Linked DNA regions of Homo sapiens: region 1 is linked to region 2. A link is a loop called in an ENCODE intact Hi-C map of the cell type or tissue named here. Cell type or tissue: left ventricle myocardium inferior. All regions are shown on one strand. Each heading gives the region's core, and the rest is flanking DNA. Links, peaks and the distances in the headings are about the cores only. Region 1 holds the start of LOC124900438 (small nucleolar RNA SNORA42/SNORA80 family). Region 2 overlaps VANGL1 (VANGL planar cell polarity protein 1).

Region 1 (16,183 bases), core at 5,426-13,425, 76 kb after region 2:
GCACCAGGCTAATACCACCTTCTGGAGACCCAGAAGTTTCTTCTCTAGTGTTGTTTATTTCATCTGTGGCATCATCATCAGTAATTCATTAAACTATTTATGAGAAACACTTGAATAACACACCACATACAGTGTTGAACTAATTATTTGGACTGACACCAGGTGGCATTATTTCCCCAGGGTGAACCAGCCTCCAGAGCTTCTGGCCCAGGCTGAGACTCTTTCTGGCTGTGGAGGAAACGCAGGCATGCAAGGAAGGCCTTGGCTCCTGGTCTGCAAGCAGTCCACCCTGCCCTCCCTTCTGAGTTACAAGTGGTCTCCATGGGAGCTGCAGAGAGGAGGGCTAGGTCTGGGCATGGTAGGACAACACTGTTAACCCACCTTAGCAGTCAGACTTTGTATTAATCATGCCTATTTATTTTCTGGATTTCTGATGCTTTGACATCTGGAGGCCTGCTTCCCAGGGTTAGTTAGTTCCTAGTGATAGTAAAGGCTCACCCATAAGCATCCTTTTCGTGTGCAAACGAATCAATCCAGACCCTGTACCCCAACCAACTCCTTTACTGAGCTCTTGCAGGGGTCAGATACTGGGCCATTATCCCCCTGCCCAAATCACTCCAGGGTCATATACCAGAAAAATAGAGACAGTCCTTACACCCCAGAGCCTGCTGATGTTATTTAAACTAGCCAATCCTAAGCCTGCTTACCCTGCTTGGCCTGTTTCTTCCCATAGGGACCACAATAAAAGCTCTTGCCCATGTTTCCTGCCTGCTCTGTCTGCCTCTTGGCCGACTGTGGTGCGTCCCTGTGTGGCCTTGCACAGCATGGCATGCATTCTCCCCTTAGGAACTATGAGGAACCAACTATCTTTTCAATGGCAATTGTCTCCTGATCTGTTGGCCTCACCATACCCCAGTATAATAAAACCTACTTTTTTTTTTTTTTTTAAGATGAGTCTCGCTGTGTTGCCCAGGCTGGAGTGCAGTGGCATGATCTCGGCTTACTGCAACCTCTGCGTCTCAGGTTCAAGCAATTCTCCTGCCCTCAGCCTCCCAAGTAGCTGGGATTACAGGGATGCACCACCACACCCAGCTAATTTTTGTATTTTTAATACACACGGGGTTTCACCAAGTTGGCCAGGCTGGTTTCGAACTCTTGACCTTAGGTGATCCGCCCCCCTTGGCCTCCCTAAGTGTTAGGATTGCAGGCATGAGCCACCATGCCCCCGATAAAACCTACATTTTAAAAAAGGGTTTGTATTCAATCTTCACTGATTTGTGAACTATATAAATGAACAGACAGAAGCAATTAATATTTATTGTGTTTTTACAATGTGTCAGGCATTGTAATAGTCATTTTTATCTATTACTTATTTAATGGTAATTTCCAAAATCAAGTAGGTTAAATAACTTTACCAATGTCACAAGACAGGCTAAACTCAGGTCTTCTGGTTCGCAGCTCAGGACTTTCCTACCACACTATTTGTAGATAACTAAGACAAATCTCTTTTCTTTTTCTTTTCTTTCTTTCTTTTTTTGTTTGAAAGAGATGGGGTCTTGCTATGTTGCTCAGGTTGGTTCAAACTTCCCCCCGCCAGCCTCTCAAGTAGCTATGACTATAGGTATGTGCCACCATGCCCATCAGATTTCTTTCTTCTTTTCTTTCTTTTTTTATTTTAGTTGGTTTTTGAGATGCAGTTTTGCTCTTGTTGCCAAGGCTGGAGTGCAGTGGCATGTTCTTGGCTCACTGCAACCTCCACATCCCAGGTTCAAGTGATTCTCTTGCCTCAGCCTCCTGAGTAGCTGGGATTACAGGTGCCCACCAACACATCCAGTTAATTTTTTGTATTTTTAGTAGAGATGGGGTTTTACTGTGTTGGCCAGGCTGGTCTCAAATTCCTGACCTCAGGTGATCCACCCTCCTTGGCCTCCCAAAGTGCTGGGATTACAAGCGTGAGCCACCCTGCCCAGCAGATTTCTTTTTGTTGTTTCTTTATTCCTCTTTCTTTCCCTAATTAATGATCACTGTCCAATCCTCACCACCACTTTTCTACCTATCCTTTTCTTAAAAAAAAAAAAATTCCTCTGCAGCATTATTTGTTTGTTTCCTCCCCTCCCAGGTGAAAATATGAAAGACAAATAAATTGTAAGTTACAGAATAAAACAAAGTTCTTAATTTTAATTACAAATGTTTTTAAGTTTGGATCTTAATATTTTTATATTTTTAAGTTTAACAATACAGTCTTCAAACATGTACTTTGTTTTAAATGTTTTTTTAAAAAAACATGAGGGCCACAATAGACTAACAGGGCCAGATTTATTCTCCCACCTGAAATAACTATGAATTAGGACAAAATATAGGAAACAACAGGATTCCAGAAATTGGACATCAGGTAACAGAAGACCACGATTCCTGAGAGACTGAAAACAAATTAGGTATTCCCTACAGTTGTCACAGCTTGCTGTCTAGAGGGAATTTTTAGGTTGTACAGGGAGAGGAAACCCAAGTGGAGACTATTGATCTCCTTGCCTTGAAGAGGGAGGCCTAGGATCTCAGGGAGGCCAAGGAGACTAGAGTTTGCAGGACAGAGTAACAGAGATGAGAGGGCTGCAGAGAGAGAAAACCCTGGAAATCCACAGCAAATCCCCTCAAGCATTCAGCTGAGTCCTGTTGAGTGCAGATGTGTGAGGAGAGAATCCTCTGAATGGATAAGAGGGAACAGTACCTAGAACTCACACAGGAATGTAAATAGTGCCTGTTATGACCAGCCAGGCTGAAAAACCTCAGTTTGTGGAGCACTGGGTAGTGTAATCAGAAAGGTATTCCCTCAGTAGTGGGACAAAAAGCCCCCTAGTTGAAACATTGCTCAGGTTGTGCCAAACAAAGCTTAGAAGCAAGACCTGAAAGTGTCAAACTCTTTCTAATAACTCTGTATTACAGAACAAAGTTCAAGGATATTTATGAAATGCACAAATATCTGTCACCCAATAAAGCAAATTTACAATGACTGAGATCCTATAAAAATTACCAAACATATAAAGAAGTATACAGGAGAAAGTGAGCCATAACAGGGAGGACAATATATCAACTGAAACTCACAAAACTGACATAGATGATAGAAGCAGAAAAACAAAATCAAAATGGTCATCTTAAGTTGTATCTCATATATTCAGAAACTTAGGTGAAAGATTAAACATGATAAGTAGAGAAACGAAAGACATAAAACAAACCCAACAGCATGGTAGTGGGTTCATTGGGGGCCCTTCTCTGTGGGCCTCATAGCGTACCCATGCCAGTGTAAACTTGAGCCTTGAACCATTGCCCAGCCTCCTTCCCATGGGCTGTGTGTAGCGAAGGGGGTTGCACAGTGTCAAACAAGCAAAAAAATCCAAGTTGAGCTTCTAGAGATGAAAATTATAATTTCTGAAATAAAAATTACACTAGATAGGATTAACAAAAGGTAAGACATTGCAGAAAAAAAATTAATAAACTTGAGGACATAGCAATAGATACTATCCAAAATGAAACACAGAGAAGGCCAGGCACGATGGTTCACACCTGTAATCCCGCACTTTGGGAGGCTGAGGTGGGCAGATCACGAGGTCAGGAGTTCGACACCAGCCTGGCCAACATGGTTAAACCCCATTAAAAAATACAAAAATTAGCTGTCTGTGGTGGCAGGTGCCTGTAGTCCCAGCTCCTCAGGAGGCTGAGGCAGGAGAATTGCTTGAACATGGGAGGCAGAGGTTGCAGTGAGCCGAGATTGCGCCACTGCCCTCCAGCCTGGGCAACAGAGTGAGACTATGTCTCAAAAAAAAAAAAAAAGAGACATAGAAAAAAATTGAAAAGTGAGTCATGGGTATAATATACATGTACTAGGGGTTTCCCAGGAGGGGGATAGAAAAAATACATGAAGAAATAATGGCTCCCAACTTTCCAAATATCATGAAAATGATAAACTCTCAGATTCAAGAAACTCAATGAAACTTGAAGAAAATTGCTCAACAACATCAAATTGCTCAAAGCCAGTAACAAAGGGAAAAACATTTGGGGGGATGAGGGGCACAGGGAATGGAGACATTACATACAGAAGAACTAAGAGAAGAATAACAGCAAATTCATCATCAGAAACAATGCCAGCATGAAGACAATGGAGTAACTTCTTTAAAGTACTGAAAAAAAAAATGTCAGTTTAGCATTCTACACAATATACTTTTATATCCACTGAAAATATCTTTCAAAAATGAAGGCAAAGTAGATAAATTTTTAGACTTAAAAAATCTGAATGTATTAATCACCAGCAAGTTTATGCATCTTCTGCAATGTCTAATCAGTTGTTAATCCCATTCAATGTTTTTTTTTTAAATTTCAGACATTGTAATTTTTAATCCTTAAAGTAAGTTTTATTTTGGTCTCTTTTATATCATCCATGTTTTTACTTAATTTTTTGGAATAACTATTTTAATGCCTTTGACTGCTAAATTTAACATCACTATTAATTCTGTGTCATTTTCAGATTATTTATTTACCCCCTTATTTTAGTTAATATTTTCCTGCTTTTCATGTTTTGTAATTTTTTACTGGATGCTAGACATTGTTAATTTTACCTTGTGTGCTGGATATTTTTGTATTTCTATAAATGTTCTTGAGCTTTGTTCAGGGATGCAATTAAGTTACTTGGAAACAGTTAGATCCTTTCAGGTATTGCTTTTAATATATGTTAGGTGGGACCTGAGTCATATTTAGACTATGGCTCATTATTTCTAAACACTGAGGAAGATCTTTTGGAGTACTCTACCCAATGCCCCCTGAATTGTGAGGTTTTCCAGCCTGGCTGGTATGATTAGGTACTATTCCTAGTCACTGTGAATGCCGTGTACTGTTTCCTCTAATCCTTTTGGGTAGTTCTTTCCTCAGTCTCAGATTGTTTCCCCTCACCCACGCACTGATCAGTATCCTGTAGAATACTTGAGAGAGACCCTCTGCAGATCTCAGTTTTCTCCCTCTGCAGTTGTTGACTTTCTGGTACTCTCTACCGAAAACCCTAGCTACCTTAGTTTCCCTGGACTCTCAGCTCTGTCTCCTCATCAGATAGTATTCTAGGCTTTTCCTGGGTTTGCTTTCCCTGAACCAGAGCCAGGAACTCTCCCAAAGGAGTATACCTGGGCAATCATAGGTCTCACTTTGTTTGTTCTCTATCTCTCAGGAATCACTGTCTTTTGTTGACTAATGTTCAGGGTACTGAAAATAATCATTTTGCATATTTTGTCCAGTTTCTTGGTTTCTGGCAGGAGTGTAAATGTGGTCACTATTATTCTGTCTTGGTTAAAAACAGATGTCCTAGATCATTTAACATTAATTATAGATGTGGTTGGCTTTACATTACCACATTGCTATTATTTTCCTTTGTTTGATTTGTTCTTTTCCTGCCTTTGGTTGTATTAGTTATTTCTTTGATTTCATTTTATATCTATTATTAGTTCATTTAGTTATACTCCTTTTTAACTTTTTCAGTGGTTGGCCTTGGGTAGCTAATATACATTTTTTATCTTATCTTTCTTTCAATAGTATTATACCAGTTCATATGTAGTATAAGAAACAACAATATATTTACAATTTCTCCTTCCAATTATTTTGTGCTGTTTTTGTCATATAGTTTACTTTATTTTACAAACTGTACAATGCATTGTTATGCTTTTTATCTTTAGTTAGTCAAATATCTCATAATGCAATCAACAAATAGAATGTCTTTTATATTTATCTTAATGTTTACCTGTTTGTGCTCCTCCATTCCTTGATTATATTCAAGTTTCAATTTGGTTATCATATTCCTTTTACATAAAGAACTTATAACTTAACATTTCTTATAGAACCAAGTCTGCCTGAAATTAATTATCCTAGATTTTGTTTGTCTAAAAAAGTCATTATCTTACCTTCATTCTTGAGATATTTTTTTCTGGGTACAAAATTCTTGACTGAAAGGGATTTTTTCCTCAATTTTTAAAAGATATCACTTCATTTTTTTTTCTGGCTTGTATAGCTTCGTACAAGAAGGTTGTTGTATTTCTAATCTTTGTTTCTCTATATGTGTTTATTTTCTCTGGCTTCCTTCAAGATGTTCTCTTCGTCTTTGGTATTTAGCAGTTTGGCAATGATGTGTTTAGGTGTTTTAAAAGTGCATCTACTGCTTGGGGTTCTCTGTATCTCTTAGATCTGTTGTTTCATGTATTTCATTTTTTAAAAAAAAATTATTATGTCTTTAAATATTTCTTCCACTTTGTCCTCTTTCTCTTCTTCTAGGATTCAAATTACATATATGTTAGGCCATTTGATATTGCCCTATAGCTTTGAATACTTTGATCTTTTTTTTCATTCATTTATCTCTTTGTGTTTTAGTTTTAATAGTTTCTATTGACCTGCTTTCAAGTTTGCTGTTTCTTTTCTCAGCTGTGTCTACTTTACTCATCGGCTTGTGAGAGGAATTCATCCCTGATATCATGGTTTTAATTTCTAGCAGACATTTTCTCTCATTTCCATTTTTCTGCTGAAATTTCCAGTTCATGGATTTATATTTTCCCATGGAGCCTTTAACATATTGTTTAGTTAGGTTAAAATTTCTGTCTGATAGTTCCAATGTCTGGATTTCTCTGATTCTGGTTTTGTTGATTCCTTTACCTCTTGAAGGTAGGTTGTTTTCTCTTGCAATTTTGTCTGTCTTACAATTTTTTTGTTGAATGCTATACCTCATGTGTAGAAGAACAGTAGAAACTGAGGTAAATAATATTTATAACTTGTTAAGATTCATAGACCTGGCAGGAGGTTTTGCACAAACCCAGCTACCAGAGTATGAGTCTGGCAAGGTAGAAAACCCACACAAGTCTGAGAAAGCAACTTGTTACTCACCAATAGGCAGCAAGAATCAACAGAAGCCTAGGATCCATGGTGAGCCAGTCCTCCAAGGCTCAGGAAAGCTGTCCACAGCAGATGGAGTCTTATCTGCATGTGTCCCACTTTGTACCAAAGCTAAGGGACTCCAAAATCATGGCATTCTGGGTTTCACTCCCCAGGGGAAACCTGGATCACTGTGCACAAGTGTTGTAGGACATCCTGTTCTAGGAGAAATGAGGACAAAGCCCAAGCTATTCTGGACAGGTACTTCTTATCTCAGCATATTGCTTTCTCAGAACATTGTTCCAAATTGCAAGCAAGAGGAGGAAGAGCTGGGTTAACCAAGGTCATTTGGGGACCTGTCCTGCACACCTGGAAATAGAAATGCCTCTTCTATTCTTAGGCCATTAGTGTGTATGTAGGAATGGGAGATGGGAGTTGAGCTAGACTAGTCAGGAGTTGAACTGGTTTGAGCTTCAAATTCTTCTAGCAGTAGGATGCCATTACCATCTGCTTAGTGTGGGTCTGGGGTGCTAGTGAGTTTCTCCTGGTGTTTCTGCTACCCCTAAACGTTTCACTGTTCTTGAGTGCTTACACCACAGAAGGGAGTCTCTCTTACTGCTACTCCCCTGTCCTCAACAGTAGAGGTCTTGTTACTCAGTGCTAGGCTCATGGTATGGCAGGAGATTCTCTTGTCCTGGACTGGCCTCAGTCTTAGGTAGACCCTGAGCACCTGGGACTGGGGATGAGGCTTTATTGATCTTCCTGCACTCCTCATTGTGGTAGGGAAACTCTGTTTTGTATTTGTTGTTACTCCTGGGTGGAAATGGACTGCCACATCCCAGCTGTGCAGTACTATTCTTGGTGTCAGCATAGGATTCTGGACCCAAAAGGTTTCCTGCCTTCCCTAGGAGTAAAGGGCTTTTTGCTTCTACTCTTCCAGCAACAATGACTCTTTGCCCACGTCCTGGGAAATGGTTTCCTACCTTCTCCAGAGAAAGATGGGTTTTACTTTATTATTTTCCAAAAAGTCATGGTTCTAAATGGCTCACTACCTGTTCCCAAGTGGCATCATGCTTTTTTGTTTCATAGAAGAAAAGAGTCCAGAGAAGTAAGTAAGCAGGCTGTGTGCCTGTCCCCCAGCTATTCATTGCTTATACCATCCCCCTTCCCCTGCAAATGAGGAGGCTCTCGCCAGTCTCTGCCTGCCTCCAATCTTTGAGGCTCATGGAGAAGAGCTTGCCAGGGAGAACAAGCTCTCCTTGTGTCCAAAGCCCCCAGCCATTCCAAGCTGACATGCTGGTCCATCCTGGGCCCCTAAGAATTTGCTTTTTCTTACTCGCTTGTTTGGCAGCCATGTCTTTCTCCCATGCTCTGCCAAAGGAGGGACTGTATGTGTCCGATCTTGCTTTCAAGGGTCTCGTCCCTCTCTGGAATTTGGTTTACTTGGTGCCTCTCTCATGGGCTCCATAAAACCTGTAACTTTGTAGCTTATCCAGCTTTTCCTTATTGTAGAGTGGGAACCTCATTCTTTCCCACTTTCTTCATCCTGAAAGGAAGTCCCATTTTCTTATCATGGGATTCTCTCTTTGTTCTCAATGACCAGTAGAGGTGAGTTTTTCATTTTACACACAGGAAGCTAAGCTCTCAGAGAGGTCTTGTTCCTTGACTGGCAGATGATGAGGCTGGGACACCTCAGCTATAATGAAGATGGTCTTCATTAGGATGGGGGAGCAGGAAGCCATGGAGAAAGCCTGAGGTTCCTGGGAGGTGAGAAAGCATGGGAAATAGAGACCCGCCCCACCAAGAGCGCAAGGGTCATCAAGACACACACCTCTATCAGAGGCAAGAATACATCCAGCAACCAAGAATAAAAACCCTGACTGAATGGATTTCTGAAATACCCCTGATCAGGAGTGGCCCCCGACACAGAGTGAGGAAGGACTGTGAGATGACTGTGATGAGACCTTCTGCCACTAGTATGGTTTGGCTGTGTCCCCACCCAAATCTTTTCTTGAGCTGTAGCTCCCAGAATTCCCATGTGTTGTGGGAGGGACCTGGTAGGAGATAATAGAATCATGGGGGCGGTTTCCCCCACACTGTTCTTGTGGTGGTGAATAAGTCTCATGAGAGCTGATGGTTTTATAAGGGGAATCCCCTTTCACTTGGCTCTCATTTTCTCTCTTGTCTGCTGCCATGTAAGATGTGCCTTTCACCTTCTGCCATGATTGTGAGGCCTCCCCAGCCACATGGAACTGTGAGTCCATTAAACGTCTTTTTCTTTATAAATTACTCAGTCTTGGGTATGTCTTCATTAGCAGCATGAAAACAGATGAATACAGCCACAGTTCACTGCATGCAGGATCAAGGACCACCAGGCTCTACCTTCACAGCTGTGCTTTCCCCAGCACTCTCCCACCCATCCACCCCCACCATACACAGTAAAGATGCCCCAGCCTGCTAGCCATTCCTCAAACACAGGCTCCCTTTCCTGCTGTTATTACCTTCTTTGAGGTGTTTCCTTAATTGTTCTGCCCTTCTCCCACAAGGCCACCTTCTCTTGCCAGTTCTGCACGTCCAAAACTCAGGATGGGGAAGAAAACCTCTGTGCACTTGGGTGTGTCCAAGAGCGCGAGCAAGTATGTGCATCATGTGTGTGAAATAAAAGAAAGGGTGTGGGTATGAATGACAGCAAAGGTGTGAGACAGCTCAGAGGGCACAAGAGGAGAGGAGAAGCAGAAAAAATGGAATTGCTGATCTTATTACAATTTAGAACAGGCTTGGAGAGATGTGTCTCTGTCAGCACTAAAGTTTTCAGGTAAAATGCAAATGTCTAGCTCCAAGTGAGACAGAATTAGCATCGAGGGTAATCGTGACAGCACACATTGTGACAGCACACGTTGTGACAGCAGTTTGGAAAGCACTTGCTGAGGTGTCCTCTTTTGAGCCTATAACCACCCTACAAAGCGACAGAGCAAGGCTGGGTTCAAAGGAGTGTCATGTCTTGTCCAAGTCACCCGGTGAGTATGCTGTAGAGAGGAGCTCAAATCCAGGTGTTCTGAGTACAGATCCAGGGTTCTACTCATTACCTAGGTGACCACTGATGTTGTACAGGAGAGGAATGCTCCTCCAGTATGACTGTATGAAAAGGGGCATGGTGAGGCACCCTGTGCTGCAGATGGAGTGAGCAGAGAGAGGATGGAGGCACCTATGTGATACGGCTTGAAGGTTTGGGGAAGGTCTACTGCTGAATGTATGAAATTCCACCATCAAGGATTCAACACTACCATATTCTCCATACTATCTTTTAAAATGCAAACACTGTCTGGGCATGGTGGCTAACACCTGTAATCCCAGCACTTTGGGAGATCGAGGCAGGAAGATTACTTGAGCCTAGGAGTTTGAGACCAGCCTAGGCAACATAGTGAGATCCCATCCCTACCAAAAATAAAAATTACCTGGTGTAGTGGTGCGTGCATGTAGTCCTAGGTACTTGGGAGGCTGAGGCAGGAGGATGGCTTGAGTCCAGAAGGTTGAGGCTGCAGTGAGCTGTGACCAGGCCAGTGCACTCCAGCCTGGGTAACAAAAGAAAAGAAAGTAAAAATAAATAAAATGCAAATATTTTTAGGAAGAATAATGTGTTTTATTCCGTTGGTTTGGCTTTATATTACAATAAATAATAGAATAATTCCTGCAATGCCTTCTTCTATTTTAAAAAATGGATAAACAATTGAATCAGAACTGATTTCAAATCCTGACTCTACCAGTTATCAGCAATGAGCACTGTGAACCTTTTATTTGTAGTTTTGAATCGTTCTGATTATTCACTTCCTCATCAGAAAAATGTGATATTCATCTTACAAATTTGTTGTGAGGGTGAAATAAAATAATGAACATAAAATGCTTCCCACAGTGTCTGCCACAGAATCACTCCTTTGTTCATTCACCAGATGTTTATTGCGCATCTAGTAAGTGCCAGGTGCTGTTCTACATGCTGGGAAATGTTCAGCAGTAAACAAAGCAAATTCCCTGCCATCATGGCGTTCATGTTCTAGAGCAAAGTGATAGAAAATAAATAAGTAAGCCAACAAGTAAATATAAAATGTGTCAGATGGTGAATGGTTTGGAGAACAATAAAGCAAAGGGAAAGGGAGTGAGGGGAAGATGGGCCACTATTACAATGTTCTATGGGGCGTCAAGAAGACCTCTTCCATGAGATGAGGTTGGAGCGGAGCCTGAAGGAAGCAAGGGGGTGAGCCTTAGACATCTGGGGAGAGAGTTGCAGAAGAGGGAAGACTCACACAAAGGTCTTGAGTCTGTACCTTGCTTGGCAAGTTTGAGGAACAGCATGAAGGTCAGGGCAGTGGAGCAGAGTGAGTGAGTGGGGAGTGGTAGGAGATGAGGTGGAGGCTGAGGGTGGGAGGCAGCCCCAGAGGATGCTATGTGTCATGCAGGACTTGTAGGCCATGGTAAGAACCACAGCTTTTGCCTGACACGGGAGCCACAGAAGCATTATGAGAGGGGAGAGACCTGGTCCTCCTTCCACCCCAGGTGCTATGTGGGGTATTGACTGCAGGGAGCGGGGAGATGCAAGGAAGCGGGGAGAAGCAGGGAGCGGGAAGAAGCAAGAAAGCCATTTAGGAAGCGATTGCAATATAAGGAAAGGATGCTGTGGCCTCTGTCATAACAGATCAGGCTCCACATAGAAAGTGGAGCTGAAGGATATGCTGACGGCTAGAAAATGGTGTGTGAGAGAAAGACAAGGATGATTAAGTTGTTTGGCTTGAGAGGCTGGAAGGAGAGACTTGCCATTTACTGAAATAAGGAAGACTATGGGAGGAGCAAGTTTGGAGAGGAGAAGAGATTCGGGTTAGTTTTAGGCATGTGAGGTTTGATACCCAAGAGGAACAGTCAAGTAGACAGATGGATATGTAAGTCTGGCATGCAGGGGAGAGGTCTGGAAATAAAAAATAGACACAGTGAGGCAGGGCAGTATCTGGGGGACCGTTCATTCTTTTTCACATGTAGGTATGGTTTTAGGAGCGGGTAGAGAAGATCCTAGAAATGAAATGCCAGGCTCTAAATAGGCTCCAGCTTTTCACATCAGGCTCCACCCCTTCCTACTGTGCCCTTTTGCAGGTGATTCTCCTATTTTGAGTTCATTTTCCTGTCCACAGAGAAGGGGTTGGACAAGAAAACCTAAGGTCTGGCACACTATGGCTTTGTGGATATCTTATGAAGATTAGATACATTTAGAAGAAGTAGCGCCTCAAACTAGCAATTATTTGTGTGGGTTCATCTCTTAAGCATCTACCTAAGGAAGCAGGGGAAAGATCCTAAGGGTTAGAACTCACAAAGGCAAGCATTAAAGAGGAGGGGTGAGCGCACACCTGGAAGGACATGGGACATGCTCTTCAGAGTGGAGGGGAGAAGAAGGTGGGCTTTATAGAGCTGCCCAGGGCTGCTCTGAAAGTCAATATCCCAGCCTTGCCCTGTAGGGGCCTGGCTGTCCCAGCAACTCTAGAACCTGTTCATTTTGTAGCTCAAACCCAAAAGCTCCATCTTCCTAAGAGAATTCCCTGCCTTTCCTAAAGGGACTGTCTCCCTACCTGAAAGCCCATCACACCTTCAACTAGGGGCTGCTAGAGTGTCTTCGTCCATTTTTTGTTGCTTTTAACAGAACACTTGAAACTGGGTAATTTATAAAGAAAAGGAATTTATTTCTTACATTTCTGGAGGCTGGGAAGTCCAAGGGCATGACCTGGCATCTGATAAGGGACTCTTTAGAGTCTAGAGGTGGTGCAGAGTATTACATGGCAAGAGATCTCTCTTCTACTTTTTATAAAGCCGCCAGTCCCACTCCTATGATAACTCATTAATTCATTAACTCTTTAATCCATTAATCAGTGAATAGACTAATCCATTCATGAGAGCAGAGCCCTCATGACCCAGTCATCTCTCAAAATTCCCACCTTCCAATATGGTACATTGGTGATTGAGTTTGCAGTACATGGAATTTGGGGAACACACTCAAAGCATAATAGGGAGGGATTCAGTTATAGGGGAGTGTATTGTAGACAGTGGAGACTGAAGCCTAGACATCCGGACAGACCAGCAAGACAGCAGTAGGATGAGGTTGTTAACTGGGCCTGTGCAGGCTCATCCCTGGTGGCCAAGTTTTGGGTCCATGTAAGAATACATATTCTCAGCCTCCCAAAAGGCAGACGGGAAGGTGGAGGAACGAGGAAGAAATGGAGCCAGGAGGAGGGTATCAGTGACTGCACCTCAGATGAACAGGGAAGGGAGAAGTGAAGAATTTGTTGCTAACCTACATGATGTGCCAACATAATTTATGAGGTGTACGTGTTCATGCATGAGTTTCAACCATGGCTAACTGAAATGAAAGAGCTTTGTTCCCAAAAGATTCATTTATGACAATGTTACACTACCCTAGCCGTCCTTGGCTGACCATAAAAGGACTTGTTTTTGAACCAAGAGTCAAATTTTAGAAATAAAAAAGCCTGCCATGGAGGCTTGTTCATCTAAATGGGAAGAAGCACTCTAAAGGGGTGTGCTGGCATGGGATTTTCCTTTAGGTGTTTGGTGCACAAGAGAGGTTAGACACTACGAATTGGGGATGTGTAAACTTGCCAGCCCATGGCTATGAATGAGGCCTCATTAGCTTACATGATCACCCCATCTGGGTGCATCAGCACGGCATTGTAGAAACATGACATTGTAGAAAAAGTGAGCAATAAGACAGGTAGGCAAGTAATAGAGAGACAGGGCGCAGATACTGCATCTGTCACACCAGGCAGTAAAATTGCCATCTTTTTAACCTGCATCTTGGATTGGATCACTCTGCGGAGATTGCGATTTTTTTCCCTAGCTTAGGGGAGTGATTTATAACCCTGGATGGGTACACAAATAAGTATAGAGATAATGAAAAAGTGGATGTGGATTTCTTCTGAGTGGGCTGCATTATATGGGATTTGTAATAAGTTTCGAAATCGTTAAAATTTCATTGCTCTGCTTTGTATATGCTTTGTTTGCTTTCCTGTTTTCATAATGTTTGAAATGGGTAAGAGAATCTGATTTACCACATTACAAGATTGATTTATTAATTTGCAAAAATAGCGTAATTGCTGAGAATAATTTTGCTCGTTAAGTCTGCCACAACAGGGGTTTCATTTGCCTGGAAAAATCTGATATGTTAAATTTGTGGTTGTGGTTGTAGTTGTAAATGTCTAAGAAAATATGATTTTTTTTAAGAAGTGAAGTCAGTGTTTAAGAAGGATTTAAACCATTAAATTTAAGTTAGTTGAACACTGATCAAAGAGCCAGTATCAATGATTTTAAAATTATTTTTATTGATAAATCTGCAAATAGAACAAGAAAATTTGTAGGTTTAACTTAAGGGTTTAAGATAATCTAGGTTTTAAAATAAAAACTTTAATATATTGCATATTACCCTTTAAAAATGAACTAAAATTGGTATTTTCCAGGTACAAAAGCCTTTTTTCTCTGTATGAAAAAAAGAAAAGAAAAAAATTATAACTGCATCTTATTGGCCTTTTGTAGAGTTGCTCTAGGTCCTGCCCAACACTGGTTGTTATTGCTGTTATTAATTTCCGCCAACCATATGAGTCAAAAATGACATTTCTTTATTGCTTATTACATTGCTATGACTACAGTGAGGTTGAACAACTTTTCATTTTAAACTGGACATTTCCAGTCATCTCAGAATTTGTGCTGAAGCCTCAAAACTAAAAACAGTAGATGATAAATACTACCTCATTCTAAAGAGAGGCACTGGGCCCATCTTAGGGTTTGCTGAGGGGTGGCCGAGATGATCCAGATTCCCCACCCACCTCAGGACTGTAAAGAGAAAGTAGTGAGTCCTTGAGGAAGGAAGGAGACCCTAAAAGGGAACCAATAGGAGTAGAGAACACTAGAGTTTCTCCTCCTCTCGCCAATGTGGTGGGGTTCCCTTGCTCTCAAGTTAAATTTGAGCAGCCCAAAGAATGCCAATCTTAGACATAAGGGAAGTATTTTTCTGCAAAGAGAGGTGGCTGACATTTTGCTGCCCTGGCTGGCTGTTTACTGAGGGATGGAGAGGTAGGAAAGATTCCGTGCATGCCACTGGGAGACACAGGGCTCCACTGAAAATGAAGCTTTATAACCACTATCTCATTTTGGGATCCTCGTGTCAGTGGAGCAGCAGGCAAAGAAAGAAGTTGCAGTATTGGTAGGGGTGGTTGGCCCTAGCTACCGTGAAGAGATAGGGTTTCTGCTACACAATAGAAGTGCATCTGGAACCCAGGAATATCCTTTTTATGGCCCAGCAAGCACCCCTCAGAGATTAAGGTCTGAAGCACCACACCAGGCAGGCAAACTAGACCCATTGAGGTGCCAGCTGAGGAAAAGGGACATCTGGGGGTGGTGGGGGTGGGGGCAGGATGAATATAAGTTATAGCTTGGGCACCAGTTGCAGCAGTGCACATTCTAGTTTATTTGCTACATCTGTGTGTTAAGTCTGGCTGCTGAAGGCTCTGTAACAGCTTGGACATACTGTTAGGCAGGAATCTGAAACACAAAGGGTAGTTCGTTGGGCCAGGCATGGTGGCTCATGCCTGTATAATCCCAACACTTTGGAAGGCTGAGGCAGGAGGATCGCTTGAGGTCAAGAGTTCGAGACCAGCCTGGGCAACCCAGCCGAGACCCCATCTCTACCAATTTGTTTTTTAATTCACCAGGCATGGTGGTGGGCTCCTGTAGTCCTGGTTACTTGAGAGGCTGAGGCAGGAAGGAGGATGCCACAAGCCCAGGAGTTCGAGGTTACAATGAACCATGATCACGCCATTGTATTCCACCCTGGGTGACAAAATGAAACCCTGTCTCTCTCTCTCTCCTTTTTTTTTTTTTTTTTGGTTGTATTGGACACCTCTTGAGTCTGGCCTCACATCTTCTGAACTCACCCTTTTTATGCCAGTCATTGCTGAGGTGACCAGCCAGGCACAGGAATAAGCTGACCACATCTGGCTTCCACTGCATTGCATACGTCTAGTGTTGCATACCTAGCTTGCATACTCTTCCTGGAGTTTCTCTGGCACTGCCATGTGATATGCCTACAGCCTATGCAACCATTCTGAGGCATGTGTAAACCTGGAAGTATGAGGGAGTTAACCCCCATTAGGTAATCCTTGACTGTATCAATTGAGTCTTCCAGGAAGCAGATGCTGAGAGGGAGGTAGGAGTGCAAGTGGTTTATTTGGATATAACTCTCATGAAAGGT
Region 2 (16,183 bases), core at 3,655-11,654:
GTGTGTGCAGAGATCACATGGTGAGAGAGGAAGCATGAGAGAGAGGAGGTGCCAGCCTCTAACAACCAGCTCTCCAGGGAACTAACAGAGCGAGTACCCACTCACACCCCACTTCCTCCAGAGAGGGCATTCATCTATTCATGAAAGATCCATCCCATGACCCAAGTTCTCAAGTTCTTAAATCACTCCCTTTAGACCCTACCTCTCAATACTGCCGCACTGGGGATTAAATTTCAACAGGGGATTTGGTGGGAACAAATATCCAAATGATAGCACAAAGTGTATTAGCAGGGTTTACTTATGTAGATATAAATTGTGTACATTTTGCTTAATGGCCCAAAGAAACAGCTTATCAATAATCTAACCAATGAATATCTTTGAGTCAATTGCTTTCTCTAATTTCTGTCCATGCAATAGCTAAGAATTTGATTGTGTGCTGTCAAAATTCTACCACTGAGGTTAGCGGAAAACAGGCTTCATATTTCTTTGCAAATAATCAAATTTCCTTTAAATAGACCTATCTAAAATCAGTTGATAATTTAACTTGAATTCCCAAGCCACTCAGGAAAATAATCCAATATTCACCTCCCACATCAACCCAAAGTCTGTTACTTTTCTGTCTTCTTATTTGACTCAAATACCTTTCCACTTGCTGGTTTACTCAAAAGATCTGTTTCATCTCCATGTTTTAGAGCCTGAGGATTTCATTTTTAGTTATCTATTCAAAACATTTTCTTCACTGTAAAATGATTGACAACTAGTAGTTTTTGTTACAATGGTAATTCTACTTTCCCAATCCATCACAATTGTCTTGGTTTTTATAGAAATATGACAGGTTGTCTTGAAATTCTGAAGGTCTCAAAATTATGCGAGAGTGAAAAATGTCCCTGAAAAAGTAAGCAACTTTTTAGATTGAAATAATCACATGAAGAAAAGAAACAAGACACAATTTGATATTTCAGTTTATTTTCCAAGTTTACAGTATAAAAAATGTGATGTGTAAAACATTTTACAGTTAATTGGGATGAGGGGGGGATTATACTGGAGGACCCAAAAAGGAACAAAATAACTTGGGTGACAGGTACACTATTCCATCAGAGACACTAACTCTGTTACTGACATCACAATGAGAAGAAGTTTCATAGCATAAACCTTATGAATGTAAGTAAATGGACCTGTACAGATGGTTGCTGGTAGTGTCATTCATTCATTTACATGCTTGCAAATGTGTCAAAAGAGCCCACTACCCAGTTTATGCAGGAACTCACTCAGGCCTTGTCATACACATATGGTGACCATGAGCAGAGGCTGGTTGGCAAAACTGCCCCTCCTGGTTACAATGTACAGTATTAACTAATCAGAAAGAACAAAAAAGGTCCCTGACCACATTTTTACACAAACCGTTATGACTCTGTCAGGTAAAGACAGGTGGTTTCATCTCTGAACTTTCTAAATTGGTGCTGGACTTGAAATCAGGAAATGTAAAGTCCTTCTAACCAAAGCAATTATCAAATAATCTCCTCTCAAATAAGACCTGCCTGGCCCAGGCCTCTCTGGTTCTCTCAGTAGCATTTCTGTTGAGGAAGGGGTCATCTATAATGTGAGTTAAATCACTGAGCCAGTATCTGCCCCCACCCTCATCTTTGCTGGCATCCTGCACTCTATGCAATAGTTATGGCCATAAATGACTGTTGGAAATCAAATTTGGCTAATCACGCCATAACTTAGGGGTCCCAGAGGAGTTTGCCATTTAATTAAAGCCTACCGTAAACTATTATAAAAATAAATTATTGCCATAGTTTAGATTTTTGTATGTTCCCTTTTTAAAGAATGATGATGAAAAGTAAGCGAATGTTCCATTACCTCTATAACTGAGAGGTGCTGGTAAATGAAAAACAACTGTTTCATCTTTCTACAAGGCCCCTAGAACGGCAATGATGTGCAACTGTCTAAATTCCCTACAACTTCAGTTGAACTAAACTTGTCACCTGCAGATCAGATGCCCAAGTCCCATCACTAACTCCCTGAGCAACAAGTCTCTGGTCCCCACAGATGAAGCTTTCTTAGGCTGAAGGCTTTTTAGAATTAAACACTCCTAAATGATGAGCAACTTCACAACAAAAGGCCATGTCTACAAGTGAAAGCTCAGATAAAGATAAGCACATACAAAACCAAACAACTGTACATTCAAATAATGCTTCCCAAATACCATTTCAGTGCCAAAAGAAGTGCCAAAGACACTTTTAAGATAAAAGCCTGGGGTTTGTCACCTTTGTCCCCAAAGCTTAAAGTAAGTGTCTTTCTTCCACTATGACAAGGACAAAACGCTGATGTTTGTAAGCTGAGAGAGACATAAATGGTAGAGTCTTGGTGCCATATTGAAAGAAACTTTTCACAGTGCTGCACCTGGCTTTAGGAATCTGCTCTTTTGTTGGAGAGACTAAAACAACCCACTAAAGAGGCTTATTTCATAGACAAAACAAATTGGGTTATCTACGTAGAAACGGAACAGGACCTGGGAAAACGGGACTTATAGAGCCCTGAAATTTAATTTTATTCTGAAGTTTTACATTTCTAATCCATCGCATCTTAATTCCTAATGAGATGTCACATGGAGAGATGTGAGCACCATCTTCCCTTTACTGTCTTCCATTGAAAGCAAACAGCAGGGCAGAAAACTATGGTTTATGCACAACTGAATCAAAACTTACTACATATGGGAACAGAGAAAAATGGTTTTCTGAGTCCTGTTTTACGTCTGCTCTGTCAAAAGTCTTGGGGGCAAGTGTGAGAAAGACGGTGGGATGCAAACTGCTTGCTGAGAACACCTACGTCAAGGAGGCCAGGCCAGGGACTCCGGCTTGAGATCCCCACAGGATGGGGCTGTGGACAGCCCCTCTCACTCCAACCAGGGAAGAAGTTTGGGGCATAATGTTGCCATGGCACCAGAGAGAGGCCAGGTCAAGCCCCTGCCTGCCTCCCTGCACCCAAGGCCCAAGGCACGCATCTTGCCCAAGCCAGCAGAGTGGGAGCAGAAGGTGGGGCCAGGCAAAAGCAAAGGGGGGCTGCCAGAACAACAGCATCCCTGTCTTGCAGCAGGTGTTAACACTGAAAGGCTGGGTTTTCCAGAAGGGATTCTCAAGTTCTTTCCATCAAATATCCTAAGATATTTGCTAGCATAGTGGAGAAGCTTTCCAAGGGACAAGGTGTAAATCCAAAGTGAAAGAAGAGATCCTGCCTCCCAATGAACTCTCACCCCAGGTTCTAGTTCAAGGATGTGTCTCTAGGTCCTTCCTCAACATCCAGAAGTGCCGAATCATTTAGACCATACTTCAAGGTACAGTGGACTGAGGGGTTAGAATCAAACATCTAGTTTGAAATTCTGTTAACCAGACATGAGACCTTGGACAAGCCCCTTCCTCTCTGACCTTCCGTTTTTCACCCGAAAAACCAAGATGACTCCTATCTTGAAAGAATGTGGGGATAACAAGGCTGGGTGGAACACGGACTGTGACATACATTACCTGATAAATGTGTTAGTAGCCTTTCCTTTCTTTGACCAAAACATGTTTTGTCAAAATGTGATCCAAAACTGAATTTTCTGAGCATACACTTGGTTAAAGCTCAATGCAGTTATTTCAACAGTGTCTAAACTATCTCATTTCGCTACTGCACTGAATACCAATCAAGAACGGTGGGCAGAAGAGCAATTCTTATTTTATTTATAATGAAATACGACCACAAGGTTACATAGTAGTAAATTCACAGTAGTGATTTTTTTGTTTTTCAGTAACAAATCCGTAAATCACAAACACTACCCAGAAATACTTAAATCACTTTACAATCGCAGGGTCTCTGCTGCAGGACTATTTAAATAAATATGCTAACATTTCTGTGCTACTGTAAGTAACCTATCACTTTTTAAAAATAAAGCCCAATTTTTAAGTTACCTTAAGAAATATCTAGTAAGGCTTCCAGGGTAGTGAAGTTTGAGCAGTAATTTTCTTAGAGCTTGACCTTTGTTTGTTTGTTTCTTGCTGTTTTCAGAGTCCTAAAGCAAGAAAGAGTTTAATGGACTTGCCTGCAGGACAGCAGGCTCCCCAGAAGACAGTGCTGTGCTAAAGCCATTTACTCTAGCGGGAGAAGCCAGTGTCAGTGAGGGAAAGGAATAAAGCAGGGGAGGGAAAAGTCACTGGTTTAGAGCGACCTCTCAAAACACAGGGTTATTAAGTCATCTCTCAAACACAGGGGACTGCAGAAACACAGACACCCTCACACACTCAGCTATATACACAATGACACGTATCTGCTGAGCTACACACCTGCTACAGATAACACAGATGTTAAGATGTCTGACATATAAATGTGCTATCCGTCTGGTAATACACTCAGAGAAATGCTCACATATATGGAAATAAAAACGCACAAACAAATATGCATCCCCACTTAGGGATACTTACACAGCAGGACCCAGATTGGAAGGTAAACCAAGGACTCACTTTTGTTGGTTTCACTGAGTGGCTGGAGCACTCACTCAGTACGTAGGTTGGAGTGGCAAGGTAATCAATTTCTGTCAGTCCAATATGCTGGTAGCATCCCACAGAGCTACAGCCCTTAGGTAAATACATGCACTCGAAAGTGATTATGAGGCAAAATGAGAGAGAAATCTACCACCAACTACTGTAGAGAGGGCAGGGGTGAGCACTTTATCCCTATCCAACACACACCTGCACAGCTAGTCTCTCCATTAAAAAAGGAGTCCCAAGCCCCAGGCAATGAACTACAACACAGCAAACACACCAGGTCACCTGCCTCTTACCATTTGCTGTAAAGAACTTGTCTTCCATGTAGATGTCAAAAGGCAAGAACAGAGGCGGGGGAAGGGAGGTGATGATAGTTGGGCAAAAATTTGGTGGTCAAGTATTTTCTCTAGGGCTTACTTTATGAATTTTAGCCAAAGTATTACAGATTTGACTTAACATTTTGATAATGCAAAGGATGGATGAACTATATAGCTTTAAAATCCTCTCTGAGAATGCATACAGAACTTTTTAACATTCAGTTCATGGACTATAAAAACTGTCCTATCTTCAAAAGTACATATTTAAGAACAAATTATCTACCAGTTAAAACATCACCAGGGAAGAGAGCAATCTCAGATATAGACTCCTCATTAAGTTCTTTAACACTCAATGCTCTAATTTTAATAACGTAGGATGAAAATTATAAAAAATCTATAAACATATAAGGCAAATGAAATCCTGTCTACTATAATGTGAACATACATTCTACCAGCCTTAGGGCGAAGTTTACCCCCTTTTAAAAAGAATAGCCTACCAGTTCCAAGAATTGAAATAAAAATGCATTGTGTTCAATTGTGGGATGCAGCTTTCTGAAACCTTAAATCTTTTAAATGTCATTTACATTGTTCCCACTGCAAAAGTAACTCAAGCTATAAAGAGGTTGAAAGTGCAAAGGCTTTACAAAGATCCTGCATTTTATTTTGTTATTCTTTCAAAAAGAACTCAATACAAAGTCAATATAAAAAAATCAATACTCAATTTAAAACAGAAACAGTAATTTCTGAATGTCTAACATTCTCCTATGCAAAGACTGGGAGAAAGAGGAAGGGGGAGAGAGAAAATAAATTCTTTAATTTAAACCTTTCTTCACCCTGCTGGGAATGCACATGCCAGAGCAAATGAATCCAGCTTAACCCCTTCTGGACTGGTCATTGAAGATAGGGTTGGAAGAACAGTATTTTAGAATGGTGATGAACAGTGTCATTATTAACTATATGTACATACACTTATGGCACTTGGAACTGCACTGTATCCATGACGTAGCAACCTCTGACACAGCCCGTCTCACACTTGCCATCTCTTACCCCATTTCCCAAAATATTTCCTGAGAAAGATATTGTAAGGAACTTCCAGTTTGAAGGGATCTAACGGCAAAAACTAAGAACAAAAGCACCATGGTTCCATGGTATGTGTTTTTTATAAACAGAAACACATAGTTGAATAGTACATCTTGGCTCCACGCCACACCTATGGGTTCCCCCTTCCTTCTTCTCCAGCATGTCTTTTCAAGCTGAAGGCTAGTAATTGAAGAATGTTGTTTACTTTTTCAGGTACAGGTGTATTACAAAGATCCAAAGCCAATTTTGATTTTTACAATGACACAAAATACTGTACCACTTGTGGAGTGTATGAAGCAGTAAGGGAGTAAGGGGGTGTGCACACATACAAAGAGCATTCGACAATGTCATCCTGTACTACAGCAAGATGGCTGATTACCGAAATACTGGAAAAAGCAAGAGTGAACACTTTTAAAAGGTTTGTTGCAGATACAGGAAGGCAAATGGAGGCAAAGGCAGCCCAGTGCAAGAGGTCCGGATGGGGCTCCTGAAGGAGCTCCCCTGCAGCAGGGCTCCGCCAGGATGGCTCCTCTGCCCACAACCCAGTCAGTGTCTGCTCCCCCAGGGCCAGGGGAAAGCCCACTGAAATCAGCTGTGTTTAACAGACAGACCACAGATGAATCTTTCTGGACAAGATGGGCTCCCTACTCTCCCTTCCCCAAACTCTGTAGAGTGTCCATTTTCCTTCTCCCCACTTTATCAGCAACTAAGAGTGGGAGCAAAACCAGCCTCTTTCCTGGTCCTAAGTGGCAGAGGCGATGAGTTGCACAGTGACGGTGGTCAGAAAACACAGGGACTGGACAGCAGCAGTTGCCAGCGTGGTTGGCATGGTTTGGTCTCCTTTGGCAGGGCAGCTTGCTCTAAGCTTGGGAAGAACTTACGTCCCCAGGAAATTAAGTGGCTCCAAGTTGCACCTGCCAATCCCAGAGTCACAGTGTTAGTCTCCCCTGGTTGGTGTAGAACAGTGGGGAGGAAAACTGGGCAGTGTGGGGCTCCTGCTGCAGCCTAAAGGTGGCATTCCCACTGCCCTCTCTCCCTGTGCTTTACCTGCTGGGCACCCCACACTTCCCTATGGAAACAATGCTGGGACTGACTTGAGGCTTCACACAGAGCCGGAGGGCACACATGGAGAGCCAGGGCTGCCAGCCAGGTGGGGGCAGGATGGCATGGAGGCCAGGTGGGCAGCTGCAGGGCTGGGAAAGGGTTACCTGCTTCAAGCCAGCAGAGGGGTGGGATCAGAAACAGGGCAGGTAGGTTTTCTCTTTGGGAAAAAAACAAAATCAAATCACTTAATAGCTGTAAACGACAGTGTACATTTTTTGTTGTGATCTTTCTCTGAAGAACCTAAGGCAACAAAGAACAAAGATGAAGGCAGGTATCTCCTGAACTGCCCACGACTTTCATGGGTGATGTGATACTGGACATTAACATACACAAATACATATGTGGACGTGTCGTGACTGGTTTCCTGAAACAGAATAAAGATGTGTCCCCTGGAAGTCTACAAGTGGGCTGACCAGAAGCAACGGGGGACTTGGTACTGGACGAAAGGCAGGAATTAGTTGTAAGGCGAGGCTCCCAAGAAGCACCAGCTCCACTTTGGTTTACAGCTGTAACAGAAGCTCCAAGGAATGGCTTCTTGAGAAGTCCCATCGACAAAAGTCAGATGTCATCAGTCACTCTTTTTCAGGGTGGACAGCCCCTGCTTCCTTCCAAATAAAGTGCAGATGGTCAAAGGATACTGGTCAATCATCTGCCAGTTTCAGTCAGCAATGAAGAAGAATTTTTAAAAAAGACACCCCTCTGGCATAGATATATATCTCTCTATATATTTTTCTTTTTTTTTTAATAAAGCCACAAATATAGAACTTTTAAACGGATGTCTCAGACTGTAAGCGAAGGACAAATTTGTGAGATTTGGGGTCTATGAACTCTTCAGAGAGTATGATGAATGGAATTTTCTTCACATTGACTACGAGGCTGAAGTCCAAGCACTTAAGGACGAACACAATTCCATCCCGTAATCCATTAGTCACAGCCTCATCACTGACAAGCCTCCACTGTGTAGAGAGCCAGCGGTCCTTGTCATATTGCAGGGTGGGGCCCGCACTGAGGTACCGTTCTAGGAAGGCCTGGAAGCAGAGGAGAAAGGCCATTAGGGAAGAAACAGCCTGTTTTAAGGGCAGTACTGCCAGGCGGCTATCCACTCTCACATCTATAAAGAACTTTTTCCAAATAAACCAGCTTAGACCAGAGCCCAGCTCATCACACTCAATTCCCATCAGACCCTCACAACTGAGTCATTACTGGGGAGGGAAGACTTCTTGGACTTCCTCACTCCCCTTTACCTACTATCCACCAAGCGCAAGAATAGTGGTACCCACAGAGGGGAGGGAAAATGGGGTGGCTGGTGTCAGTGTCTGGCTGGAAGCCGTCATGGCTGCATCACTCCATTCTTAGGGTATGGTCCTACTTGATGTGTTTCTCCATGTCTTCCTCCTCCTGAACCAAAAGTTTCTCAGGGCCAGGGCTGTGTCGGGCCCAAAGGAGCAGTCAGGAAATACAAGCTGCATATACTTGCATGAATAAGAACGCATGCGCTACCATTTACTGGCAGTGATTCTGCACAAGTCATTTACACTCTCTATTAGTGGACGCAATGACACTACCTAAGTCACAGGGCTGCCGTAAGGATGAAAGTGTTAGCTCTCAAAAAGCACTCACAGCAATGCCCGACATGGTAAGCAAGCAATGGTTATTCCATGTTGGGCTAAGTGTGCACATGGCCAGTCCAGGGGATGCCCAGGCCTGATGCCCCCTTCCCTCTCCTGAGTTCTCTGCTCCAGTGGCACCTGGCTCGATGGAGTTCTGATACATGTGCTGTTCCTCCAGCTAAACACTGTCATTCAGCTCATTCTTCCCTGCCCTTCAAATCTTCTTAAGGCTCTTCTCTTGAACCTCTCAGGCAGATTAACATGTCCTCCTTCAGGCTCCTGTAATCACTGACTCTCGTGTGACCCTTTACTTTCAAAGTGATTGCTGACTTGCATGTCTGCTCCCCACACTACACTTCACTCTCTTGAAGGGCAGGAAGTATGTTTTGTTTCTTTAATTTGAATTTCCAACGTGCCTAGCACATACTAGGAGTTTGACAGCATGCGAATTAAATCAAATAAATACACTGATTTAGCCATGAGGGGAAGGAAGAATGAAATGAGCCAGTAATACAGATAGAAACATACTGGGATATATCAATCAGGTCCCAGACAGAGTCAAGAACAGATTTTGTTTTGTTGAGATAGAGTCTCACTCTGTTGCCCAGGCTGGAGTGCCGTGGCAGAATCTCGGCTCACTGCAAGCTCCGCCTCCCGGGTTCAAGTGATTCTCTTGCCTCAGCCTCCTAAGTAGCTGGGATTAGAGGCATGTGTCACCACACCTGGCTAATTTTTGTGTTTTTAGTAGAGATGGGGTTTCACCATGTTGGCCAGGCTGGTCTTGAACTCCTGGCCATTAGTGATCTGCCTGCCTGGCCTCCCAAAGTGTTGAGATTACAGGCGTGAGCCACTGCACCTGGCGAAGAACAGTTTTTAACTAGTATCCTCTTTTTTTTTTTTGAGGCAGAGTTTCACTCTTGTTACCCAGGCTGGAGTGCAATGGCACGATCTCAGCTCACTGCAACCTCCGCCTCCCGTTTCAAGCAATTCTCCTGCCTCAGTCTCCTGAGTAGCTGGGATTACAGGCATGCGCCACCACGCCTGGCTAATTTTTTTTTTGTATTTTTAGTAGAGACGGAGTTTCACCATGTGGGCCAAGCTGGTCTCGAACTCCTGACCTCAGGTGATTGACCTGCCTCAGCCTCTCAAAGTGCTGGGATTACAGGTGTGAGCCACCGCGCCCGGCCCGGTATCCTCTTTTATTCACACCCTGCTGCTACTGCCAGGTATATATTTTTTTCATCTGTGGAGCATCTATTGTAAGGCAGAAAAGTAAGGCCTTGCATACTCCCACACTTCTAATATAAATACAGCTCCTATGAATCATAAGAAAAAGAAAATAACAATTAGAGAAATGAAACTAAAACAATAATTTTATAGAATAAACATTATTGGAAAATTAACATATAAAAATTTTTCTATCACATTATTAACTAAAGAAATATAGGCTGGGCGCAGTGGCTCATGCCTGTAATCCCAGAACTTTGGGAGGTTGAAGCAGGCAGATCACGAGGTCAGGAGATTGAGACCATCCTGGCTAACACGGTGAAACCCCGTCTCTACTAAAAATACAAAAAAAATTAGCTGGGCGTGGTGGTGGGCGCCTGTAGTCCCAGTTACTCGGGAGGCTGAGGCAGGAGAATGGTGTGAACCCGGGAGGTGGAGTTTGCAGTGAGCCGAGATCGTGCCACTGCACTCCATCCTGGGTGACAGAGTGAGACTCCGTCTCAAAGAAAAAAAAAAAAAAGAAGAAATATAAATTAGAAGAATTAAAAACTAACTTCCTCCTATTAGATAGGCAATGATTTTAAAAAATAACATCCAATGCTCCCGAGTATGTGGGAAATAAAAAATCTCAGATGTTAGAGGCAAAGCATGCAAAAGTACACCCCCTAGGAGGGCAATTTGGTAGGATCTACAACTCTGACCTGGCTTTTCCTCTACTTGAAACTTAGGCTTCAGAAATACTTGTACAAATACATATGTAAAAAAGTATTCACCACAATGCTGTTTAAACCAGGGGTTGGCAAACTTTTCCATAGATGTAAATATTTTCAGCGTTTCAAGCCATATTCTGTCACAACTACTCAGCTCTGTTGGTGCAAAGTGAAAGCAGCCATAGGTGATACATAAATAACAGGGCATGGCTCTGTGCCAATAAAATCTGATTAACAAATACAACAAGCCCCTGGCTTTCACTAATGAAAACTCTTAATCCAAATGTGCATCAACAGACAATCAGTTGAATAAATCATGGTATTTGGTAGAATAAGACGTAGCTATTACCAGAAATGAGTTATATCTGTAGTTATATCTGTATGAGTAAGATCTGTATGTATTGACTTGGAAAGACAGCCAACGGATGACTTTAAGAAAAAAAAGCAAAGTTTTATATATCTATATCTCTCTACATATATATAGAGAAAGATAATATACATTGTATAGAGAGATGTAGTATGTAAATCTCTATCTATGAATGATAATATATAGGCTATCTATCTATCTATGTATATATCTATGTATCTATCTATGTATCTATCTATGTGTCTATCTATCTATCTATCTATCTATCTATCTATCTATCTATCTATCTATCTACCTAATGAATGATATATATAGGCCGGGGTGGTGGCCTGTAATACTAGCACTTTGCAAGGCTGAGGCAGGTAGATTACTTGAGCTGAGGAGTTCTAGACCAGCCTGGCCAACATGGCGAAACCCTGTCTCTACCAAAAAAATACAAAAATACAAAAATTGCCAGGCATGGTGGCGTGTGCCTGTGGTTTACACACACACACACACACACACACACACACACACACACACACACAGAGAAAGAGAGAGCAATGACCCAATTTCTGTTTTGTTTTCCCATTTCAGCTTAAAAAACATCTACATATATTTGAAAGAATATATACCAACTCCTTATCGGTAAAAACTGTTTTGGGGCAGGGGCTGAAAACTTCATTTTCCGCATGATACTTTTCTTTAATGTTTGGATTTCTATACCAAAAACAGCTATTATTTTTAATTCAGAAAAGTATAAAATTTTTAAATGAAACAAAAAGCAACCAGGAAACTTTCTAAAATCTTGTAAAAAGAAAAACAACTGTTTTGGTTCTACATGGTACAAGCCATCATTTTATACCTGCAGACATATTTTCCTCATTTGCAACCACAGTATTCACATGTTTCTGCATTCTATTTCTTGTAACTTACTATTCTAACAGATTCTTTCATGATTCAACAGGTGATACACCATAATTTATAAGCCACTGTTATGTTTTAAATTATTTCCATTGTGGAGGATTACAGATTGTTTTGCAAAACACCACCTTTGTGTATATTCATGTGTATATATGATTGTAGGAAATAGTTTTCCTAGGAGAGAGATTAGTGAATCAATACAGAAAACTTTTTGGTTTCTTACTATTTCTACATTGCTTTCCTAAGGGTAGTTATTGGTTGACAATGTAACCAGCAGGATACACATATAGTGCAACATATAAACAGAAGTCCTTATAAAAAAACAGCTACCAAATGTTACACATGTACCACATGCCAAGCTCATCTACTCTCTACCATGCGATTTACATGCCTTGTTGCCATATTCAATGTAATTCTTACACAACAACCCTGTCAGAGAGATATTATTATTATCCTCATTGATACAACAGTAAACAAGTGTAGAGGAACTGAAAGAGTTAATTCACGTGATGTGCTTAAAACAGTACCTGTCATATGAAGAGGCCAGACTAAATTGCTATTATTATTATTGGTAAAAATAATGCTATGGCTTTGTCAGGCATTTTGGGTGTTACAGAGTCAGTTTTACCAAACGGTCTTTTAGATTACAGTATTTAGCACACTTTTAGGGATATTACAAGAAACAGCCATATATCTAATAGAGGGTAGAGTAATTTGTGCACAGTCACAAAACAATTAAGTGGTGGAGCCAGGATTTGAACCCACTTCTCTGTAGAGAAGTCATTTGCTGTATCTTTACTCTAGTTTGCCTCCTTGGCCACAACTCTCTATTAGATACATGGCTGTTTCTTGTAACACTTCTTAAAGTGTCCTAAATATCATAATCTAAAAGACCACTCAGTAAAACTAATTCTGTAACACCCAAAATGCCTGATGGCATTTTTTTTTTTTTTTTTTTTGGACGGAGTCTCGCTCTGTCGCCCAGGCTGGAGTGCAGTGGTGCGATCTTGGCTCACTGCAAGCTCTGCCTCCTGGGTTCACGCCATTCTATTTTTTACCAATAAATAGAGCTATTTAGTCCATCCTCATCATATGACAGGTACTGTTTCAAGCACTTCACATGAATTAACTGTTTCAGTTCCTCTACACTTGTTTGCTGTTGTATCAATGAGGATAATAATAATATCTCTCTGACAGGGTTGTTGTGTAAGAATTACATTGAATATGGCAACAAGGCATGTAAATCGCATGGTAGAGAGTAGATGAGCTTGGCATGTGGTACACGTGTAACATTTGGTAGCTGTTTTTTATAAGGACCTCTGTTTATATGTTGCACTATATGTGTATCCTGCTCTTTCAGTTCCCAAAACATACAAATGAGATAGTTATTAGTATTATCCTAACCAATTAACAGGTTAGGAAACTGAGGCACAGAGCTATTGCCATCTGCCCAAGGTTATGCATCTAGTTGGTGGAGGAGCCAGGTTAGAATGAATCAGTTCAGCTCCAGAGTCCACAATGCACCCCTAATCACTATTCCATACTGTCTCCAATCACTATTCCATACTGTCCTCCAAGCGAAATTCTCTCCTCTGTTAGAATCCAGAGGCCTTCGAAAGGCACATTTAAAAAAACAATTGTACTAACATAACATAAAATAAGTGAGAATCACTAATTCTTATTACTTGAGTTTTAGAGATGCCTTTCGATTTTATCACTTCTAGTAACACGCTATAATTCAACTGGCCAAGCTCAGTGACAAGCCAGGATGACGGTGGCAGAGCCCGCCCGGAGCAGCGCACCTTGGGGGTCATGCCGTTGGTGATGCAGAAGGCCAGGTGCTGCAGGATGCTCTCCATGCTGTGGTAGTTCTGCTGCCGGGTGATGCGCAGGTACTTCTGGAGAGCCCTGGCCATGGAGGGGAAAATGGCCTGGGCGGCCTCCCTAGGGTCCATCACCTCCCCTGGGGCTTTCTGCTGCTCCTCAGCCTGGAGACGCTGAATGTGGATGAAGGCCTCTTCCACTGCAACCACCAGCCTAGAAGGTGATGCAACACTAAGTAATCAGGATGGTGCCTGCCACAGGGTGTGAGAACAGAATGACGCTTGTCTACCCTGCTGCGGCCCAACCTGCCAACATACCCAAGGCCCAATCACGCTGCTTGCATCCTTAGCTGTCCCTCAGAGAGTGGAGAGGGAGGAAGGGAGAAAGAAAGGCAACAGCAAAAATAACATGTGGAACAGGGGCCCCAGGGGTTGGGGGAAAGGAGCCCCAGGACTGGGAGATGAACTCTGTTCTGAATTCTGCCACCAATGAGCTTGGGAAATGCACTAGTCCTTTTTTCATCTCTGCAATGGTTAGATGAAAAGAGTTCTGAGGCCCCTCCGACTGGCTATAAAAGGCTCTGTACAGAGAGAGGTGGCTGGTGGTGCAGAAGCAGCCCTACAAAGAAGCAGAGCTGCGTGCTCCCTGGTCCAGCCACCCACACCAGCAGCCCCTGGGAAACAGGAAGAGGCACAGCACACATGATGGAATGCACCTCTGTCCCCTTCAGTGAATATGACCTGACGGTGAACACCAGCAAGGGTCCAGGGGTGCAGAACAGACCCACTCAAGTATGGGCTGGGGGCCAGGAGCATCAGCATCACGCAGGAATCTGTTAGAAATGCCATTTCTTGGGCCCAACTCCACACCTATTGGGTAGGGTCTCTGCAAGCAGGGCCCAGAACCTGCTGCCTGTATTTGAACAGCCCTCCCAGTGATATTCATACAGGCTTCAGTTTGAGAAACACTGGAGCAAGGTGCACTCCAAAGGTGTCCCAGCAGGTCATGTTTTTAAACAGAAACCTCATTCTAGTGGTAAGAAAGGAAAGATTGAAAGTCTACAAGAGGCCGGGCATGGTGGCTCATGCCTGTAATCACAGTACTTTGGGAGGCTGAGACAGGCACATCACTCGAGGTCAGGAGTTTGAGACCAGTCTGGCCAACATAGCGAAACCCCATCTCTACTAAAAATACCAAATATTAGCCGGGCGTGGTGGTGGGCGCCTGTGATCGCAGCTATTTGGGAGGCTGAGGCATGAGAATCACTGGAACCTGGGAGGCAGAGGTGACAGTGAGCCAAGATCTTGCCACTGCACTCCAGCCTGGGCAACAGAGTGAGATTCTGTCTCTAAATAAATAAATAAATAAATAAATAAAATAAAAATTTAAAAGTCTGTAAGAGGGTACTGGCATCAGGAGGGCAGTATACCTTGCTTTCCGCTTCTTTACTCGCCGTTCATGTTCGGCCTCTTCATAATACAACTCGTTGTGGCTTGAGTCCCTGCGCCGAGCAGCTGCAGCAATCATGGCCCGGGACTGGCCAGTGGCATTGTTACTGGGGCCTTTGGGGAAAGGACAGTGAAAGAATAGTGTTAATACCACGAGGGTGGGAAACAGAGCAGAAAACTAGTACCCAATCTGTCAGTGTTGTCTACCCACCCCCTATGGAACACACACACACAAATCCTAAAGGTCACTTCCCAGGAGGGTGAACTGTGCCCCGGCTCCACATTCACTATGTCCAAAGCAAGGGAGCAGAGGAATCTCCCTAAACCCCAATCTGGTCAGTGGAAATGGAAAAAGAACTCAGAAGGGCATGAAGAACGGTGGCAATTAAAATGTTGGCCAAAAACAACACATAGAGTGTGCTGAAGATGTTACCATCTGTTACATAAAGTTTCAGTTTGGCCATAAGGGCGGCTGGGACATCAAATTTCAGCAAGACAATGAGACAGAATGAGAGGGATGGGGAGACCAAGGACAGACAGACAGACAGACAAAAAAGAAAGTCAAAGGACATGAGACACTGAGTCTACAATGGAAAGCAAGCTATGCTAGAATGTCATGGCAGCCACAACTTTTCTAGGAAATACCAATGCTTGAGGGTGTGCAACGTGACCCGTTAATGAATACAGACTCAGAAGTCCTGTCCTGTCCCCTGACCACTGACCACCTTAACTTTTCAGAAACATAGGCAGATTTCAGGCTTTCTTACGGATGATCTACTTGGCTGGTGACTTGGTTTCACTAGTGGGAATCTTTCCTAAGTTTTTAGATCACAGGTGAAATTTATCAATCCTTCAGGCTTCGTGAGGGAGCTCACACCTCATATAGCCAAAAAAAAATGAACAAACAAATAACTGAAAGGATATTGCCAACAAAAACTGACACTGTATATAAATCACTTGACTTGTTGAAAATATAATCCTCTCCTAGGGTTTGCAAAGTTCTTGCCCTCACCCAACATACCCAGGAAGAAATGACACCGCATCCTGTTTCTTGCACTTAACCATGTGAT

The links. Peaks named below come from ENCODE experiments on the same cell type or tissue, not always from the same donor. Only the 100,000 strongest peaks of a DNase experiment are listed, where the experiment ranks them.
Region 1: a loop joins it to region 2, with 2.2 times the contacts of the local background. A loop is called at or near these places in 73 of 110 quality-filtered maps.

Annotation. Positions count from the first base shown.
Region 1 is chr1:115,609,059-115,625,241 of GRCh38, reverse strand. LOC124900438 (small nucleolar RNA SNORA42/SNORA80 family) reads left to right here and starts at 3,237; the gene lies at 3,237-3,370. In left ventricle myocardium inferior, for the core only: no CTCF peak of the experiment used is centred there; no DNase peak of the experiment used is centred there.
Region 2 is chr1:115,682,988-115,699,170 of GRCh38, reverse strand. It overlaps VANGL1 (VANGL planar cell polarity protein 1), which reads right to left. Exons shown (of 8, transcript NM_138959.3): 6 at 15,095-15,227; 7 at 13,644-13,878; 8 at 950-8,052. The coding sequence ends at 7,792. Among named protein-coding and RNA genes, the nearest start is that of VANGL1, 49 kb to the right of the region's middle. RefSeq lists an enhancer at 2,460-2,959. In left ventricle myocardium inferior, for the core only: no CTCF peak of the experiment used is centred there; a DNase peak (open chromatin) is centred at 6,750.